Linked DNA regions of Homo sapiens: region 2 is linked to region 1. A link is an interaction called in ENCODE POLR2A ChIA-PET data of the cell type or tissue named here. Cell type or tissue: MCF 10A. All regions are shown on one strand. Links, peaks and the distances in the headings refer to the core of each region. The heading gives the core; the rest is flanking DNA. Region 1 has its middle 26 kb from the start of MIR29B2CHG. Region 2 overlaps LOC107985255 (a long non-coding RNA gene).

What was found. ChIA-PET counts read pairs that join two places held together with the same protein. Peaks named below come from ENCODE experiments on the same cell type or tissue, not always from the same donor. Only the 100,000 strongest peaks of a DNase experiment are listed, where the experiment ranks them.
Region 2: POLR2A ChIA-PET joins it to region 1 with 5 read pairs; 1 of 35 experiments calls an interaction of 5 or more read pairs at or near these places.

The regions. Positions count from the first base shown.
Region 1 is chr1:207,846,013-207,851,395 of GRCh38, forward strand. No RefSeq gene overlaps it. Among named protein-coding and RNA genes, the nearest start is that of MIR29B2CHG, 26 kb to the left of the region's middle. In MCF 10A, for the core only: no CTCF peak of the experiment used is centred there; DNase peaks (open chromatin) are centred at 1,289 and 2,389.
Region 2 is chr1:208,986,662-208,992,044 of GRCh38, forward strand. All of the region lies in intron 1 of LOC107985255 (a long non-coding RNA gene), which reads right to left. Among named protein-coding and RNA genes, the nearest start is that of LINC01774, 17 kb to the left of the region's middle. RefSeq lists an enhancer at 2,097-2,396. In MCF 10A, for the core only: no CTCF peak of the experiment used is centred there; a DNase peak (open chromatin) is centred at 2,280.

The sequences.
Region 1 (5,383 bases), core at 116-5,115:
ACTTAACTGATAAGCTTATATGAGGAATAAATGAGCTAGGCCATGTGAAGTGCTTAGAACACTATATGGCACACAGTAAACACTTGGATATTAGCAGTTTTTATTTTTATATAACCCCAAAGATGCCAGCACTTAATATGCCAGAAACTTCAAGAGTCCCTGCTCCAGCCTGCATAACCAGTATCCCAAGAGTACCTTTGTAGATGAGTAGTGATAGCATGTAGCCCCAACTTCAACATAGCTAACAAAGAATAATATATTCCTGTGCAAAGCACTATATACAATTCTAATATTTTCACATGGGTTAAACTTAGGAATATCACTAAGGAAATGGATACCCAAAGCTACCGAGGAGTGAAAATCTTCATAATACGTATATCCAACAATATATAAAGTGCTTCCTACAAACCATTAAGACAGGCAACCCAATAGAAAAATAAGCAAATGATCTGAAGAGGCATTTTGCAAAGAGGATACACAAATGGCCACTATCCTCAAAACGCACATTCAGACTACAGTACAATATTACTACATACCCACCAGAATAAGTACAATGAAAAAGGAAGATAATATCAAATATTAGCAAAAATTTGGAGCAACCAGAACTTGCCTACTTTGCTAGTGTGAGTATAACTGGTACGACTGCTTTGGCACTACTATTAAAACTATGATCCAGCAACTCCACTTCTAAGTTTATACCCAGCAGAAATATATATGTATATACACAAGTATGTATATGTATGTATACATACATTCAGGTATGTATATGTATGTATACATACATTCAGGTATGTATATGTATGTATACATACATTCAGGTATGTATATGTATGTATACATACATTCAGGTATGTATATGTATGTATACATACATTCAGGTATGTATATGTGTATATATCCATTCACCAAGACATTCATATTTACAGTAGCACTGTTTGTAATAGCCAAAATCTGCACACAGCCCAAATATCCATCAATGGTATACAAATAATAAACTGTGGTCTATTAATATGGAATACTACACAGTCATGAGAATGGAAAACTACAATGGCACAGAACATGGATGAATGCCACAAGCAAAATGATGAGTGAAAGAAACCAGACTCCAAAAGAGAACATACTGTGTGATTTCATTTATATGAAGTTGAAGAGCAGGTGAAACCAATCTGTGATTGTAGCATTCAAAATAGTGGTTACCCTTGGAAGGGTGGTTTGTAACTAGAAAAAAATGCAAAGTATTTTCTGCGGGGTTTGGTTTGGTAGTGTTCTGTTTCTTTTCCTGATCTGGGCACTGGTGACAGGATATGTACGCTTTGTGCCGAACACTTATGATTCATTCACTTTTGTGCATGCATGTTATACGTCAATAACAATATTAATTTTTTAAAAAAGGGCCAGGTGCAGTGGCTCTCACCTGTAATCCCAGTGCTCTGGGAGGTCGGGGTGGGAGGATTGCTTGAGGCCAGGAGTTCAAGACCAGCCTGGGCAATATAGAGAGATCCCGTCTCTATTTAAAAAAAAAAAAAAAAACTACCCAGGTGCAATGGCGTGTGCCTGTAGTCCCAGCTACTCAGGAGGCTGAAGAAAGAGGATCACTTGAGCCCAGGAGTCGGAGGCTGCAGTGGCACTCCATAACGGCATCATAGCACTCCAGGCTGGGCAGCAGGGCAAGACCCTGTCTCTTAAAAAAAAAAATTAATACGACTAATAAAAAAAAAACGCTAACAAGAAAAAATCTAGGAGAAAATGGACTTTTATCCAATGGGTTGTTTCCCCAACACCAATGAATTTTAGTGTCTACACTCTCTGCTCACAAAATCTGAAGGACACACATATTTCTGAGCATTTTCCTATTGCATTTTAATAAATGGCAGAAATGTTACTCTACAAAGCTTCAATACCATAAAAAATAAACATGTTTTCAAAACTCCAAATTCATTTGTCAAGCTTTATGTTCTGTGAGACCCCGTCTGAAAATGTCTTCGGGTTTTATAAATGCATGCTGAAATATAAAGTAACTTTTATAAGAAACAAGATTTTTAATGAGACAGAAGTGGTTGGGCCAGGGGTGAAGGGAGTGAAAACCAAGAAGATGGAGGAGACGAGACAATTCCCAATCAGCAAAATTCAAGGCTTAAATTTCCAGTGGCTGCCAGAGCCCTGAAGTAACTCTGGGCCTGGAAGCCAGGAAGTCCAAGCTGAAGCTACGGACTCAAAGACAAGCTCAGGATCTGGGGGCAAGATGGCAGCTGAAGTGTGGAGACTCAGACACAGGCAAAAGAATCCAGAATGCTGCTGGATGATGACTATAAGCTACCAGGAGGTTATGAGAGGAGTGATCTGCACTTCCTGACCCGGCTCAGGAAACAGTGGCTGGGCGTGGGCAGCCTTGGGTACATAAGGAAGTGACTTCAGCCGATCATGGAATAAGAGGATGTAACCTTGGGTGTGCTCTGACCTGCAGCAGGGATGAGCAAGCCGGGCTTACCCAGAGGTTCTTTCTCTACTGGGTGTGAGTTTCTAAATATACACACACTCATCTGTTCAATCCATTCAAATATTTACCCTCATTGAACAGGACTTCTGAGGCTTTTGGTTTCGACTGCCCTAGTTGCCAGCTAAGACAGCAGTAATCTAGAACCTGGCTCCTGAGCCCACCAGTACCATCTCAGTCCCTTGCATGAGAAGGGGAGTAGTGAACCCGAACTCCAAGAACAGCAAGCACTTGCCATATCATCCATTCCCCAGTGACTTCCACTAGCAAAGGGAGACTTTTAAAAAGAAAAAAACCCAGGCAACTCCAAAGTCATTTGTAAAATGTTATTTACTCTCCTCCTAAGTAGAATGACCTTCCTAAACTGTCTGGTTTGGGCTTATCAAAAAAAAAAAAAAAATATATATATATATATATATATATGTATGTATTTGCCTCCTCAAAAACAGGGACTTTGAATAAGTTTTGTGGCCAGGGGAACAACACTGAGACGCAAACTGGAGGCAAGGATGTCAAATGCACCCAATGAGAATATCTATCCCTCTCCCTGCCAATCTCCTCTCTCACCACTCCCACCACCTCTTCTTTCCCCAAATCATAAAGTGTCACTCACACCTTCACCCTCTGACATGACGATTAGAGAGTCCAGGTAGTGGGGTCACATGGAGAGAACCTTGAAACTTGTCGTGAATTTTTAAAAGTCAGCACATTCTAGAATTCACACACAGTGACCCTCCCTTCACTATCTAGAGCAAGCAAAGGTCCTCACTTTGGGAGACTTCTCATTTCCCTGTTCTGGCCTTAAAGCAGCCCTGCCAACTGCAGAAGAACGGTGCTGGCAGATGAGAGATGCACCAGGCTGTTCAGGCATCTGGCCACAGGTTGAGTCTTTCACCTGGGAAATAACATCATGTTCTCCACGGCAATGAGTATGTGTTTCCTGAGTTTAAGAGAACTTTAGCAAGCAGAACTCAGTTCTGCAAGGCAGAACAAACTTTAGCTACAGAGAGAAAGAGAAGGAAAACAGCTCCAGGCTAGACTCTGATCATTCCCACATGAAGCCTCCTTGGAATGGCTTCCTGGTTGCCCTTAAAGTTCATCTTAAAGGTACCAACACCTAAATCATAGGCTTATTTAGGTGCACCAGAGACACAGCTGCACAAAGCCACCCGCATGACCTGGGATACGTGTGTGCTTACAGGGGGATTCTATGGGAAACTGGACCACAGGAGCTTTAGCGATGGCTTGGAAACAACTTCCTGAAGGCAATATTGTTAGATGCCGAAGTATTTCACTACCAAGGTTCCCCATAAATACTGAGGAGAGAGGGGAGCAGTGGACGAACGAAGAAGGCAATGACTCAATAGTTCCTGGTTTCAAGTTATTTCCAACAGATGCAGAGAGCTGGATGAAACGACCATTTCATTTCTACATTGGCCATTTCATGGCCATTTCTGCAAAACTGTCCCCCTATACCAAGGTTTCTCAACCCCAGCACGATTGATATTTTGGACCAACAACTCTGTTGTAGGGACAGTTGTTCTGTGCATTGTATAATATTCAGCAGGATACCTGTTTTCTACACACCAGATGCCAGTAACACCCTTCCTGCAGCCCAGTTATGACAACCAAAAAATGTCTCTGGACATTGCCAACTGTCCCCTGGGAGCCAGAGCTAGGGAGTACAGAATTGCCCCTGGTTGAGACCCACTGCCCTACACTAACAAATCATGTTTGATCCTAGTCCTGGGTGAAGGGAGTGAAAACCAAGAAGACCAAGGAGATGACACAGTTCCCAATCAGCAAAATCCAAGGCTTAAATTTCCAGTGGCTGCCAGAGCCCTGAAGCCTTCACTCCCATAGGCATGATCCCAGTCCTGGCCTCTCAGTGTAATCATCCACTTTGTAAAGAGTTGAGTAAATTTAGCCTGGTCATTATCTCCCAGGGCATTAAGAAAACAGAAGCTCCTCCAGACAAGTCACCACCATCAGATCTGAGGAGTGGGAGAGGGAGCCAGCAGGGGAAGATGTCCTGTCACCCACAGACCTCCACTCTTTAATCCCACAAAACCCACCTCTTCCAAGATACATCGACACCAGGGCAGAGACTCAGCCAACCAAAGAGAAACTCCCAACTGTCCAAGAGTCTCACAGCCACTGTGTCCCCATCATAATTCACTTCAGTTGTTGGGTATACAAATACCATCTACGTGGCTAAGTTTCTGGGAGGAGGGAAAGTACATCTCAGTCCCTCAACACTTGTTCGACTAACCATCCCAGCTCCTGGCTTTCCTCCACTTGTCCACCTTGACTGAAAGGTGTCCTTGGTGCCAGATGCCCTAAAGAAAATCTACCAATGCTAGGGTCTTGCCCTCCAGGGCCTTGGGAGTCAAGGTTGGCAGCATTGGCTAAGAGGCATAAAAGAAGGTGAAGGTACTGAAGTGGAAATTCCAGACACACAAGGGAGAGACAGACAGATGGATGGAAGACTAAGTCCAAGGGACAGCATCAGTGGTGGGGGTGGAGCCAAGTCTTCAAGGGACAGAGTCAGGGAGGCCTGTGGGACAGGCTGACAAGCTTCTGGGCTTTGGAAAACGGAAGATCCTGTGTAACCACACACTTTCCCAAGCAGAGATGATGCTGACTGTGTTACTGACTGTAAATCTAGTCCACTCAGGGCTGGGTTTGGCTCACTCTGGGCCGGCCCCCCACCAGCTACAGTTTTGCTAAATTTAGTGCTGTTCCCAGCCACCCAAACGACTCTGCTCTTCGTGTCCATTTCAGGTTCAGTCAGGGACAGACAGAGAGGAATGGGACTTGTCCAGAAGAGATCTGCCCTCATGTGACCCTCTCCCTTCCCCGCTGAAGTCAGGGGCCCCAGGGAGCAGA
Region 2 (5,383 bases), core at 303-5,302, 1.1 Mb after region 1:
GTAGGTCCCTTTGAGAAAAGGAAGTAGCCACTACCACATACATTTACCATGATTTTGCAGGGTTCCTCTAAAAGCGTCTCTTCTCATATCAATGAGTTCTGGGTATAAAAACTGGATATTGGACAGGGAATTGTAATTTTTATTGGAATGATGGCTCTCAGCCTTGTCATTATTATCCTTGAATTTGATGTTTGATTTTACAGATAGAATAGCACTACTGTTAGCTGTTGCTGTGGTTTGAATGTGTACCCCAAAGTTCATGTGTTGGAAACTTAATTCCCAATTCCAGTGTTGATGGCTGTCAGCCTTGTCATTATTATCCTTGAATTTGATGTTTGATTTTACAGATAGAATAGCACTACTGTTAGCTGTTGCTGTGATTTGAATGTGTTCCCCAAAGTTCATGTGTTGGAAACTTAATTCCCAATTCCAGTGTTGAGAGGTAGGACATTTAAGAGGTGACTAGGTCCTGAGGACTCTTCCCTCAAGATGGATTAAGGCTGTTATTGCAGGATTCGGTTTGTTATTGTGGGAGTAGATTCCTGATTAAAGGATGAGTTCATTCCCGTACCTCTTCCCACATCCTCTCTTTCATGCATGTGCACTCTTTTTTTTTTTTTTTTTTTTGAGACGGAGTCTTGCCCTGTCACCTAGGCTGGAGTGCAGTGGCGCAATCTCAGCTCACTGCAACCTCCACCTCCTGATTTCAAGCAATTCTCCTGCCTCAGCCTCCTGAGTAGCTGGAATTATAGGCAGGTGCCACCATGCCTGGCTAATTTTTGTATTTTTAGTAGAGATGGGGTTTCACCATATTGGTCAGGCTCATCTCGAACTCCTGACTTCAGGTGATCTGCTGCCTCCGCCTCCCAAAGTGCTGGGATTACAGGCATGAGCCACCGCACCCGGCCCACATTTCCTTTATTTCCTTTTTCTCCCCTTTCTACTGGTTTAGGAATTAAACATTGCATTCCTTCCTCCCTTTTTTGGTATTTGCCTTTATAATGCTAATGCACAAAGTTAACTAAATCTATGACTAATCAATATCTCTCTTATACGACTGAATTAGAGGAATATAGAGTAATTAAAGTCAATTTCTCGCTATCATCCATGATATTGTGTCATAGTTTGATTCTGCTTAGGACTGATACATGTCCCCACCCTTACGTACACATGTGATTCGTATATGCCCACAAACATTCATCATTCTACCACTGTGGCTTTGAGTTTCTTGTTCATTTCTGGGACTTTGTGATATTTCCTTCTTCCTGCTTTCAATTTCAGCTATACAGTTTAAGAAAAGGTTTGTGTTCTATCTAAGTCAGCATTTCTTTTTTTTTTTTTTTTTTTTTGAGATGGAGTCTCACTCTGTCACCCAGGCTGGAGTGCAGTGGCGAGATCTCAGCTCACTGCAAGCTCCGCCTCCCGGGTTCACATCATTCTCCTGCCTCAGCCTCCCAAGTATCTGGGACTACAGGCGCCCACCACCACACCTGGCTAATTTTTTTGTATTTTTAGTAGAGGCGGGGTTTCACTGTGTTAGCCAGGATGGTCTCGATCTCCTGACTTTGTGATCCGCCTACCTCGGCCTCCCAAAGTGCTGGGATTACAGGCGTGAGCCACCGCACCCGGCCTCTAAGTCAGCATTTCTATATATTTGGAGCAGAATGAAAGGTTGATTACTTCTGCTTGGCCACCACATTGATCAGAAGTTTCCTTTTATTAATCTTTGCTTTTTTTCAATTCTTGAAAGCTCTCTGGCACATAGAGGATCATCCATACCATTCATTCATTCAATAATTATTTAGTGAGCATCTCCTGATGGCTGGTGCTAAGCCCTGGAGTTAGGAAAATTCACTTCAGTGTGTCTGGAAAATGTTTATTCTGTGGTTGAAAAGATGATAAGAGGGTGTGTTTTTCCTTGGGTGCTGTTATAATTATCTCTTTTAGTTAAACATTCCTAGGGACTAATGCACTCCTAAAATGAAGTGGACTGTTGTAAGAATTTCCACTCTATTAGGAATGACAGTAGAGTTTTGATCCCAGTAACCCACCTCAGGGAAAGCCTGTGTAATTGAAATTTACCAATAAATTTAAAATTCATTTTAGCCAAGAGACCTCACCTCATTTTTCACCCACTCTCCCCTCTCTCCTACCCTCTGATGCACCCATATACTCTTCAGGGATCTCTGCTTCATCTGGCATGAAGTCAGCTCGGGTGCTATTTTACTTTCATTTTCTATTTCTCATTGTTCACAGTGTTTGTCTCTCCCTCCCAGAAGCCTTCCACCACAGAGTAAGAACATGCAGGAAATCAGTGTGTCTTGAGCAATTTCTAAGCCTCGCTGGGAGGTGCAGCAAAGCAATAGAAAAACAAGGAGAATCAGTCTCCCAAGTTTTCCTCTCACCACACCTTCCCTCCAGAAGTACTTGACCTCCATCAGCCTCCCAGAGCTGGCCCTCCGGCTCTCTGGAGCTCCCTGACAGGTCCCAGGTGGTGAATATCATCTGCTTCTTGTTAGAATTCTGCCCTGTGTGAGCAGGTTTTAGAAGCAGCCTTTGAGAGCTTGTTTGCTATCAGCCCTCTGACACTTCTGTCTCCTTCACAGACACCCAGTAATTGGGTCCTCTTGGGTCATGAGCTACAAACACTTCTCCACTTACTCTACAAAGTTTTTTTTTCTTTTATCAAACATAGATTTGCAGCTAAACTGTTCCTTTGTCATGCCCAAGGTGTAAAAACCCATCTTATTTTCTTTCTGGTCTTTGGCTCAAAAAGAGAAGTTTTTCTTTTTGAGTGGTCCCAGCCCAGATGGCAAAATGAACTTTAAATTTACCAAGTTAATTATTCCCTTGTGCTACGTTGTTTGAAAAAAAGCCCATACATTTAAAATTATGAAATGAAATGTCATTGTAACTCTCCTAGCAGATTTTAATTTGATATTGTGATTAATAATGATATCATGGTGTCAAAGGTGTATTGGATAAAGAAAATACGGTACATATACACCATGGAATACTATGCAGCCACATAAAAGAATGAAATAATGTCCTCTGCAGCAACATGGATGCAGCTGGAAGTCATTATCTTTTTTTTTTTTTTTTTTTTTGAGATGGAGTCTCGATCTGTTGCCCGGCTGGAGTGCAGTGGCACAATGTCAGCTTACTGCAACCTCCGCCTCCCAAGTTCAAGCAATTCTCCTGCCTTAGCCTCCCGGGTAGCTGGGATTACCTGTGCACGCCACCATGCCCAGCTAATTTTTGTGTTTTTAGTAGAGACAGGGTTTCACCATGTTGGCCAGGATGGTCTCAATCTCTCCACCTTGTGATCTGCCCGCCTCGGTCTCCCAAAGTGCTAGGATTACAGGCATGAGCCATTGCACCTGGCCGGAAGTCATTATCTTAAGCAAACTAACACAGAAACAGCAAACCAAATACCACATGTTCTCATTTATATGAGGGAGCTAAACTTTGGGTACAGATGGACATAAAGATGAGAACGACAGACACTGGGGACTACAAGAGGGGAAACAGAGGGAGAGGGGAAAGGGTTGGAAAACTACCTATTGGGTACCATGCTCACTACCTGGGTGATAGGTTCAATTGTACCTGAAACCTCAGGATCATCCAATACACCCATGTAACAAACCTACACATGTACCCCCAAATCTGAAAGAAAAATACAAAAAGAAAAAATAAATAAATGAATAAATCATGATGACAATCATGATATAATAGCAATGGGATAGTAATGGCTACAGTTATTGTGTGTGTGGCAGGCACTTGCTAGATGCTTCCCATGCTTTATCTACGTTCACACTAACAACATTATGAGGTCATTTCTGTTAATTTCACCTTTTTACAGATAGGAAAAATGAGGCTTAGGGAAGTAAATTACCTTGTCAAAAGCCACAGATAGTATGTAGTGAAGCTGGAATTTAAGCCCCATAGCCTGGATCTGTAACCACCATGTTGTGCTACTTTCTGAATATCCAACAAATATTTTGTTAGGTTAAGCACAATTTCAGTGCCAGTAACCACAATTGTAAGTAATACACCATCATTTCTGGCAAGTTCACATAAAAACCAACCACTGAGTCGTAGAAGGAGAAAAAATTAACCAGGCAAAAGTTGTCAAAGTATTTCTGGTAGAAGAGGCTGAATGCATGAAGACAAAGATCAAAAACCAGTAGAGATAATTCTGGTAACCACAAGGAGTTTATTGTCATAAGGCTGGAGATTTGGATGAAGGGGTAGACAGGAGCAACACAAGAAAGAGCCTGGCATACCATGATGGTCCTCTGGGAGTCTTTGAATATAATCAAGATATAAGAGTCACCCTGATTTGCATCCTATAGAAGAAAGAGCTATAGGCAATTCAGAAGTGAATGCAATTAAGTCCTGATATGCTTCTATTATTCCTGAAATAGCTCTGATTTCCATGGAAGAGAAGTTTAAATTCTAACCCTGAGATTGTGTATCGTGCTTCTAGAGGCTGGGAGACTACTGATGGTCGCTTGTATTTCATGGGCATTAAATGATCTGAAGAACAGAGTTCTGGACTGGAACAAAAATTGGGGACTTTTCACTCAACAAACTTTTTTAAAAACATGGTTATAATGTGTCATGCTCTATGACAGTTGCTAAGGATACCAAGTCAAATAAGAATGGAAGCTACCACTCATGAATGTTATAGTGACTTGAGAGGCTGAAGCTGGAGGATCACTTGAGCCCAGGGGTTGAATGCAGCCTGGGCAATATGGCAAGATCCTGTCTCTTAAAAAAACATTAGGAGGGACGTTCCTAGATGGCCAGATAGGAAGAGCTCCATTCTACAGCTCCCAGCGTGAGCGATGCAGAAGACAGGTGACTTCTGCATTTCCAACTGAGGTACCGGGTTCATCTCACTGGGGCTTGTTGGACAGTGGGTGCAGCCCACGGAGTGTGAGCCGAAGCAGGGTGGGGCATCGCCTCACCTGGGAAGCGCAAGGGATCGGGGAATTCCCTTTCCTAGCCAAGGCAAGCTGTGACAGATGGTACCTGGAAAATCGGGACACTCCCACCCTAATACTGCGCTTTTCCAATGGTCTTAGCAAACAGCACACCAGGAGATTATATCCTGCGCCTGGCTCAGAGGGTCCCACACCCACAGAGCCTCACTCATGGCTAGCACAGCAGTCTGAGATCGAACTGCAAGGTGGCATCGAGGCTGGGGGAAGGGCGTCCACCATTGCTGAGACTTGAGTAGGTAAACAAAGCAGCTGGGAACCTTGAACTGGGTGGAGCCCACTGCAGCTCAAGGAGGCCTGCCTGCCTCTGTAGACTCCACCTCTGGGGGCAGGGCATAGCTGAATAAAAGGCAGCAGAAACTTCTGCAGACTTAAAG